2 separate regions of the Homo sapiens genome follow, and region 1 is linked to region 2. Evidence: chromatin contacts called from ENCODE Hi-C or POLR2A ChIA-PET data. All regions are on one chromosome and are shown on one strand. Each heading gives the region's core, a stretch centred on a gene start or an enhancer-like site at or near the end of the contact. The rest is flanking DNA. Distances are from core to core; before and after follow the strand shown. Region 1 has its middle 4.6 kb from the start of LINC02563. Region 2 has its middle 91 kb from the start of LINC02563.

Region 1 (4,844 bases), core at 24-2,523, 97 kb before region 2:
TGCTATTTTGTGGCTTTTCCGAATGAAAAGAGGTGACAGATATAGATTTCATTTTTAAATTTTCTTTTACTTAAAAAAATTGTTTGTGGGTACATAATAGGTGTATATATTTAGGGGTACGTAAGATGTTTTGATACAGGCTGAAATAGATTTTGGATGCTGTTATGGGTTGAATCGTGTCCCCCAAAATTCATATGTTGAAGTCTTAACCCCTAGTCCTGCAGAAGGTGACCTAATTTGGGAACAGGGTAATTGCAGATGTAATTAAGTTGAGATGAGGCTGTACTGGAGAAGGACAGGCCACTTGTCCAGTATGACTGGCGTCATATAGGAAGATGACTATGGAAAGTCACAGAAGCACAGGGAGAATACCACGTGAAGGTGAAGCCAGGATTGAGGTGAAGCAGTAGAAGCCGAAGAACACCAAAGAATACAAACCACCGGAAGTCAGGTGAGCGGCACGGAACAGATTTCCCCTGGCAGCCCTCAGAACAAACCACCCATGCCAACACCTTGAGCTTGATTTCTAGGCTCCAGAACTTTTTCTGGTGTTTCAGCCACCCCGCCTGTGGTATTTTGTTATGGCAGCCCTAGAAAATTAATATGAATATAATGTGTTGTTCATTGCTTTGCCATGGAAACGATTTCAGATGGCTGTGAGGATGTCAGATTTTCAGGAAGGCGGGTGCCTTGATTTTCATTACAAAGGGGGAGAGTCACTTTTCTGTGGGCTCTCCCCAGGTTTCACCCAGGGCCATAAAGTTCTATGCAACTTTTGTTAAACCCCTTCTAATGTTCCAGGCTCTGGGCTAGATGCATGGCCCAAAGAAACCGGACCAGACTTTTAGAAGACATCAGGGTGCTTCTACTTACTCCAAAGGAAAGCCTTCATTTTGGCACAGGGCATCTCTATTTTAAGCTCAGACATTCCTGGTCACTGGCTACCTCATCGCCTTGGCATCAGGTAGGGTGAGAAGAGCAGGCCCGGGTTTGTTCAGCTTCTCAGCAAGGTGAGATTGACGAGCCCAGTACAGAAGCTGGAGTGAAAAGACCACGTCCTCTCCCAGCGGGTGCTGAGCCAAGTTGTCTTGGTATTTGAGTTGCTTCATCTGTAGCCTCTTATCTCACTGGGTTAGAGTGTGCTGCACTCATGAAACCAATGTCCCAGTGTGCTCAGAGGCTGGCTGGAGTATCCCGCTTATGAGTACAGCCTGTACCCCTGACTCATGGGGCTGATTTCCAGGCAAGTCCGTGCACTGCTGCAGCACTTCCTTGCTTTGTGTTTCAGGGTTCTGTCCCATTGGCTCGACTCTATGGCCATCGCCTGGAGTGTGTGTATGAGTGTTTGTTGGGAGGACACAGAGTGGCTTTCCTCCTCTTAAGAAGAGCTAGTAGTGCCCGGCGCGGTGGCTCACGCCTGTAATCCCAGGACTTTGGGAGGTCGAGACGGGCGGATCACAAGGTCAGGAGATCAAGACCATCCTGGCTACCAGGTGAAACTCCGTCTCTACTAAAAATACAAAAAATTAGCCGGGCGTGTTGGTGGGCGCCTGTAGTCCCAGCTACTCGGGAGGCTGAGGCAGGAGAATGGTGTGAACCCGGGAGGTGGAGCTTGCAGTGAGCTGAGATTGCAGCACTGCACTCCAGCCTGGGTGACAGAGCAGCCTGGGTGACAGAGCGAGACTCCGTCTCAATTAAAAAAAAAAAAAAAAGAAGAGCTAGTAGTCCTACCCCTCAACATCAACAAAATACAAACAACCCAATGAGAGTCATGGGCAAAGAGCTGGAGTAGACATTTCTCCAAAGAAGATATGCAAATGGCTAACAGACATGTGAAAAGATGCTCGCTATCACTAATCATTAGGAAAATGCAAATAATGCAAATAAAAACCATGATGAGATACCAGTTTGCACCAATTAGGATGCCTGTTATAAAAAAACAAAAAACAGAAAATAATAACAAGTGTTGATGAGGACGTGGGAAAGTTAACATTCTTGTGCGTCGCTAGCAGGAATGTGAAATAATGCAGTCATTATGGAAAGCAGTATGGATGCTTCTCAAATAATTAAATATAGAATTACTATCCAATCCAGTTATTCCATTTCTAGGTATATGCCAAAAAGAATCAAAAGAAGATACTTGAACAGATATTTGTGTCCCTGTGTTCGTAGCAGCATTAGCCACAATAGCCAAAAGGTAGAAACAACCCAAATGTTGGTTGATGGAGGAATTGGATAAACACAAAGTGATATACAGGCATACAATGGAATATTTTCAGCCTTAAAAGGAATGAAATTCTGATACTGCTACAACATCATTGAGGACATCATGCTAAGTGAAAAAAGCCAGACACAACAGGACAAATAGTGTATGATTCCACTTATAAGATGTACCCAGAGTAGCCAAATTCATAGAGGCAGAGAGTGGAATAGTGAATACCCAGGACTGGAGGGAGAGGGGAATGGAGAGTTAGTGTTTAATGGGCACAAAGGATCAGTTTGGAAAGGTGAATACATTCTGGAGATGGGTGGTGGTCATGGTTGTACCACAATGTGAATGGACTTAATTCCACTGAACTGTACACTTGAAAATGATTAAAATGGTGAATTTTGTCATACATTTTACCACAATAAAAATAGAGAATGGTTATTGATAATATCTGCCATTCATTGAATATAGTATTCCCTAGACAAAGCATTTTATGGGCATTAGTTCCTCAAGGCACTCATTGTTACTAGCCTTATTTTAAGGATATGAAAACTGAGGCTTAGACAGGCTCAATCATTTGTTCGGGATCACATGGCTAACAGTGAGCAGTGAGGTTTGAGCCCAGCTTTGACTGGCCCTAGGGTCTCAGCTGCAACACACCTGTAGAGCCTCTTGGCTTCATCCTTGCATCTGGGACAACGCCTGGATCATAGTAGGCACGTGTCTACCTCTGATCACATCTAGAGTGAGGTACAGACCCTGACAAATCACCAGAGCTCACCAGAGGGTGGCTGCATCAACACCGTTTCTAGAGGAGGCACTCACAGATGTCAAAGTTGAAAACATGTCTCGGTGCAGTGGCTCATACCTGGAATCCCAGCACTCTGGGAGGCCAAGGTGGGAGGATCACTTGAGTGCAGGAGTTCGAGACCAGCCTGGGCAACACTGCAAGACCCAATCTCTACTAAAAATTAAAAAAAAATTAGCCAGGTGTGGTGGTATATGCCTGTGGCCCCAGCTACTCAGGAGGCTAAGGTGGGAGGATTGCTTGAGCCTGGGAAGCCAAGGCTGCAGTGAGCTATAATCACAACACTCCAGCCTGGGCAATGGAGCAAGGCCCTGTCTCGAAAAAAAAAAAATGTTGAAAACATGACTCAGGCAAATATAGGGAACATGGGGGCTGGGGCCAGGACTAGGGTGAGGCAAGAGAGTAGGAAACCAGCAGGATGGTAACATTGGTCCCAGGAGTATATGACAGACTCACGTAGATGTAGCCATTGAAAGAGGGAGTACTGAAAATGGTTTTGCTAAATCAAATTCAAAACTGGTTTATGTCCTATATATAGGACAATGAAACTATAACCTTCGGGGCTATCTTTTTTTTTTTTTTTTTTTTTTTTGAGATGGAGTTGCACTCTTGTGGCCCAGGCTGGAGTGCAGTGGCGCGATCTTGGCTCACTGCAGCCTCCGCTTCCCTGGCTTAAGCAATTCTCCTGCCTCAGCCTTCAGAGTAGCTAGGATCACAGGTGCCTGCCACCACGCCCGGCTAATTGTTTTGTATTTTTAGTACAGTCGGGGTTTCGCAATGTTCGCCAGGCTTGTCTGGAACTCCTGGCCTCAGGTGATCCCCCTGCCTCGGCCTCCCAAAGTGGCTCACAGGCATGAGCCACCGTGCCCAGCCCGGGGCTATCTTTTCTATCAGACAGGAATTGTTTGCATCTCTACCAGACAAACATTATTTGCAACTTAGCAATTTCCTTTAAGTTAGCATCTAGAATCTGGGCCTTAATCAGCAATAAGTACTAAGTCAAAGTGCCCATCCCTTCACATTGACGGACCCTCGGGTATTACCCAGATCCCCTCTTTGGGGTTCAGCCCTGTCCCCACAGCTGCTGGGAGTATCAGCTGCTGATATGGGTAGATGGCTTACAGCTCTGTTCTTACCTGGAAATCACCTGAGATGGAAGGAAACTTCCTCCCCCACGTGTATACCTTCCCTCCCTTACTTCTGGTTGGTCTTGAACAGGTGATACAAAGCCTGGTGCTCTTGCCTTAATTTGCAACAACACCGATGGCCACCTGGGCTCCAGAGCTTTCCATGGGACAGGCTGAGGCCTCAGCGGCAGCCTCACTGCGGGTGAGCTTCACCCTCACCCATGCCTCCCTTTCCACAAGAGTTCCTCCCCAGAGCAGCCCCAGTACACCCTGGTCTTGCACCTGCCTGTCTCAGAGTCGGTATCAAGGGAACCCAATCTAACACAGGACTTATTACACAATGCTAGGGTGGCTTTGGGGAAAGGGCATGAAGGTGTCTTTTTGCCTCATTTATGAGTTTTTAGATACTTTCTCTTAAGGAAGGTAGTAAAAAAATCTGTGGAATGAACAGACAGGAGTGGGCGGAGAAGGCTCAGGGGAAGCCCTCCCCCACACCTGGAAAAACAACTCTGGGTCCGCTGACAGAGGCCACAACCAGCCTGCAGACCCCACGAGGCGCTGGGAACTCGAAGGCATGGCTCCCTGGCAGAGGTGAGAAATTTGACCGGACAGCAGTTGGTGCTTAAGATCAAGTGAGTTTTTCCACCTTCAGGGAGGAGCTGGAGAAAGCGCGAGAAGGCGTGCTTAAATCCTCGGGGGG
Region 2 (4,867 bases), core at 1,956-4,455:
TGACAGATACCCTATTTACCCTGATGTGATTATTACGTGTTGCATTCCTGTGTCAAAATAACTCATGTACTGTGTAAATATATATACTTACTATGTAACCACAAAAATTAAAAATGAAAAATAAATAAATAAATAAATAACAAAAACAAAAGTACAAAAAATTAGCTGGGTGTGGTGGTGTGTGCCTGTAGCCCCAGCTACCTGGGAGGCAAAAAAAAAAAAAAAAGAAAAATGAAAAAAAGATATGTACATTTTTTAAAAACAGAATAAAAAGAGAACAAAACTTCTTTCCTGACGGTGGGAATAGTGGCAGGCAACGACGTTCAAGGTTCGGAGAATCCAACCGTAAACAAACACACAAACAGATCATAAAATGTGAGGTACTGATAAGTGTTAAGTAGTAGGCAGAGGATTAAAATAGACTGATATGCTGGTAAGTAATTGGGTGGTCACTCCCAGTCTCTCTATAAGCAGATGGCTTTTAAGGTGAATAATATGAATAACTGGTACATCTCTTCCTTCTTTGTTAGCTTTATAATCTCTAACAGTACTTAATGTTGAGAGTCGCTCCGATGCCATGTGTATGTCATCTCTCACTTATACAGACTCACACTGACATTCACACATTAACAGTCAAAGGGGCAGCCTCAGACCATCCACCATCTGGGGCCGCCTATTGTTCCCTCCACCCCCTTTCTTGTATCGGAACTAAGACCCCATTCTCCCCTGTCCTTATACACTCCACATGTCCCCCACCCCATCTGAGGAGTTCATGAGCAGCATGTTGAATATATAAAGTGTGTGATGCAAGTTGGAGATTGTGGAAGTGTGGGAGGCCATCCTGAACATCTGCTAGCCCTAGACCGTCTTCTAGATGCTCTTTGTTTTTAATACATCTCTGGAGTGAACCACCTTAGTCCTCTTTTGTTTCTCCAAAGGACTGAAGAAGAAAATAAGCCAATTATGTAAGCATTCTGGCTAGTAAACTCTTGGTACCTACTAACTATAGATCTAAATGTTGTGTAGTAATGCTAAGGACTCCACGTTCCTAGGAAATCCTCATTATTTTTACTCTCATTCCCAACACACTAACTCTCTGAGTTAGGAGAGGACACCACTTCTCCCCAGAAATGAGAACACTTCTCGCTTCCTTCCCTCCCTTCCCTTCCCCTCTCCCTTTCTGCCTTCCTTTCTTTCCTTCCTTTTTCTTTCCTTCCTTTGTTCCTTCCTTGCTTCCTTCCTTCCTTTCTCTCTTCCTCTTTCCATGTTTCCTTTCTTCTTCCTTCTCACAGTTTCACTCTTTACATATGTATCCATCATCAATTTATTGTTTACTGTTGCCATTTTTGCACTTTGTATTAATGAAATCATACACATATGCTATGGCTTCCTCTATGACATGTGTTTCTTTGTTCATCATTTTTTCATGTTTTTGAAATTTATTCATGTTCATATCCACAGCTGTTAGATATTTTCTCTAAATAATAGTTTTTCTTTGTATTAAAATGCCACAATTTGTCCCTTCTGCTGATGGGCATATAGGCAGTTTCTGGTTTTCACTATTGCATGTGATGCTGTAATGAACACTCCCTGTCCTGCCTCCTGGTGCACATGGACATACACTGGGGAACAGAATTGCTGGTTCAAAGTGTTATGAGCAGATTCAACTTTGCCAGACAAAGCAGAGCGTTTTTTTTGTTTTTGTTTTTGTTTGGTTGTTTTTTGTTGTTTTTTTGTTTTTGTTTTGTTTTGTTTTGTTTTCCAGAAAAGCTGTCATTTGAAGAAAGCTCTCTGTAGTTAGGAAAGGGGAACATAGGTCCGGGTGGGTTCAAAAGTAGCTTCTCTAACCATTACAAGAAATTTATTAGTTTTTCTTAAAAAGTAAGTCTGCAATTTTAATAAATAAGAATCCACATAAACAAAGTACTTTGGCGTACGTGGAAGGAGCCCAAGCCGTGGGATGCATCGATGAATACAGGGTGCTTCTCCTGTTAGATAGTGGACTGCCCTAAGTAGGCAAAAGTGTGATGCACATAATTGTGATGTGTTTGAGGTAAAGCCAAAGGAGAAAGAGTCAGGGAATGCTGGCACTGCCCATGGCACTAACTAGTTGGGGCCTGGATCCCAGTTTTCAGATGGAACTGTCCCCTCTGGCTCCTCAGTCAACGCGAATTTGCTTGAAGGACCATCAGTTCCTTAAAGCCTCATCTCCCCCAATGGGTGTTGTTTTATCAGCCTCCTCTCTGTGTGGGGAAGCCCGCCTCACTCAACCTCACTGTTTTACGTAAAACTGGCCGATTCCCTCATTTAATTCATAATAATGAAAACTGAACATATGACTGCAATTTTAAATTGTTTTGGGTTTTGTTCACAATGATGCAAACAGGAACGCATAGATTCATAGATACACACAAAAGAAAATCAAGACCATTGTTTAACCCCAAATGGATTTTATGCACAACATAGACCAAAGTGAATTTCAGTGAAAATACTGCTGGAGATTCAAATCTGTCATGGGTGCCCACAGTGGTGATTCCATGACAGGCTTCCTCCACCCACACCAGCGAAGCGTGGGCGTGGGAAATGACTTCATCCTGTGCTTCCATTTTCTGATTGATTTGCATAATGCTTAGGAATTTGTGAAATATTTCCACCGGCGTTGTTTAATTAGATTTTCATAACCTAGTGAGTGAGGAAGAAGGGATGATCTCCAATTATGCAGAATGAAGAAACCGAGGCCCAGGGAGGTTGACAGACTTGTCCTGAGTCACCTTTGCTCCTCTCCCAACTGGGTAGGGTCCAAGAGGGCTGGGTTGCGCCACAGTCGATGGAAACGTGTGCATCTCAGGGTGCATCTTGGGATTATGGTGGTATTTCTCCATGTCCAGGGCTAACCGAGCTTAAAATCACTAAGGAGAAATGGGCACCCACTGAGCGAGGTGGCCATCCATTCCAACATCTCATCACGGCCCTGGCCCCAGCAGCATCTTCCAGAGCGACTCGAGCCCATCCAGGGAGAAACCATTAGCAACACAGTGATGATAATTGCATAGTAGGCAGGAATGAATTTCAGATTCCCACCTTGCTCTGATTTTCAGGCCTCTCTTCTGTGGTGGAAGGTAAATATCCCAAGAAAAACAAACCTTGGCTGCAGCTGTCTTCAGGGATCTGTGTACTTTCAAGATAAGGTGAGTTGCCCCAATCATTTTATGATCCTAATTGTTGGGGAACAGGATATTCGTCCTCAAACACATCACTGTGACCCTCCCAGCTTCCTTCTGTGCTGATTAAGATGAAGCCATTTGCTTATGAAGCCCCCCAGACCTGTGGCTTTGATAGTCATTTTTTTCCTGTCCCTAGAAAACCTAATTTCCAGAGGGTATGCCTCACCACAGCAGGCCTCCACGTGGCTTACACAAATAATGCAAAAATCTCCAACAACCCCTACAAAGAACTTGCTCCTGGTGCATGGGCTGCATTTTATTTTGTTTTGTTTTATTTTATTAAATTTTTTTAAATCTAACTAATAACACTTGAGCTGTTGTTTTCCTTACCCCTGTTCCCCCAACACCTTCAATTGTACATAGAGTAATTTCAAACTGTAAGCTACTCCTGACTTAGCTACTTATTAAAAACACTAATATCCTTGGCTGCTTTGATGTCTATGGAACAACAAAGGAAGAGAGTTACTCTGGGCCACTGTAATCCTTGATTTGTCACTAAGTTATGACACCCAGCAGAGCCGTGTGACAGTGCAAATCAATCATCCCATGTGCTCCGCGGGGCCTTCCGTGCCTCCCGCCGAGCCGCTGCAGTTTAATTAGCTTTTTTCACACTACCACAATGTACATCTGCAGCTTCAGCAAGAGAAAGAGATGGAGGCGAGTTCACCGGGAAGCGGGAGCCTTAAAAAAAGTTCATATCGTGGAAAAAAAAAAGTCTGAAAGAAGAAACATCAGAGACCTTTGTAGTTTTTGCTTCAGAGGCATTAAGACTGAGATACACAGGCCTGGGGTACACCAGATTGTTAAATGTAGACTTTAAAAACAGCTCCACCAAACCCTGTGCGGAGGAGCTATCAGATGGTGTTTAAAGGACCTTTTCTTCTTTTGGGGGCAGTCTGTGTCTTCTGTTTTCCTCCTGCCTCTATACCCCACCTTTGGTTGATTGTGCAGAAATTCTTTGAGCCCAGACCTTCTCGAGTCCACCAAGATGAAGGAGGTGAGACCTTGATTCTGCCCAAGTTTTGCAAAACTTTGGATAAGTTCCTCCTGAAAGGTGGTGTCCTTGAGTGAAAATCATGTTCCTCTGTTCACTTTGCAGTGATAAATAATGGCAGCCAAAGACTAAAGGTAGGAATGAGGCCTCGAAAGTTGGGAGTCATTGACGGGGACAGCAGGGGTGAGAGCAAATCAGGCCTCGGTGTCAGGCACAGAGTGACACTTTTGTCCTGGCCCGGGAGGGAGTTAGACAGATGAGATCAAGCTGACTCTGCCTATGCTGGGGGGTGTTCAGGACACTGTCTGGTTCCTCTGGAAAACCACCTACCAGAGGAGGGGCTGGGAGACAGCCAATCTGCTCTTTTCCCGGCCAGTTTCTGGGCAGCTGTTATGGCTCATGGGCGGGTGAGCTCAGACCCTGATGACAGTGATTTAATGTGGGTTGGAAGTTGGGTTTTCTCCTCCCAGAATTCTCTTTCCCCAGTTAGGGGGAAGGGAGCAGGACGGACCATGGAGGTGCTGAGGGGTCCCCTTGTCACAAGTCATCATCCTCTATTCAGGTGATGGCTTCTGCATCACTTGCAGGGAGGATGCCAAGAACCTATCTCAAAAGCTCTCCCTGGAGCTCTTTCTACCCATTTTGTTTG

Evidence for each region. A loop is a pair of places that touch in the nucleus more often than their neighbours do. ChIA-PET counts read pairs that join two places held with the same protein, here RNA polymerase II (POLR2A). Pooled maps may share reads with other maps.
Region 1: a loop to region 2 is called in a pooled map, with 2.1 times the contacts of the local background. The contact joins two enhancer-like sites. A Hi-C loop is called at or near these places in 1 of 50 pooled maps. POLR2A ChIA-PET finds 5 or more read pairs at or near these places in 2 of 52 experiments (Caco-2 and PC-9).

What each region holds. Positions count from the first base shown.
Region 1 is chr17:65,459,725-65,464,568 of GRCh38, reverse strand. No RefSeq gene overlaps it. Among named protein-coding and RNA genes, the nearest start is that of LINC02563, 4.6 kb to the right of the region's middle. RefSeq lists enhancers at 2,676-3,308, 3,309-3,942, 3,943-4,576. Within about 2 kb of position 1,273, at least 9 of the 41 ENCODE cell types and tissues checked have a DNase peak (open chromatin) inside an H3K27ac peak, as active enhancers do.
Region 2 is chr17:65,364,300-65,369,166 of GRCh38, reverse strand. No RefSeq gene overlaps it. Among named protein-coding and RNA genes, the nearest start is that of LINC02563, 91 kb to the left of the region's middle. Within about 2 kb of position 3,205, at least 2 of the 41 ENCODE cell types and tissues checked have a DNase peak (open chromatin) inside an H3K27ac peak, as active enhancers do.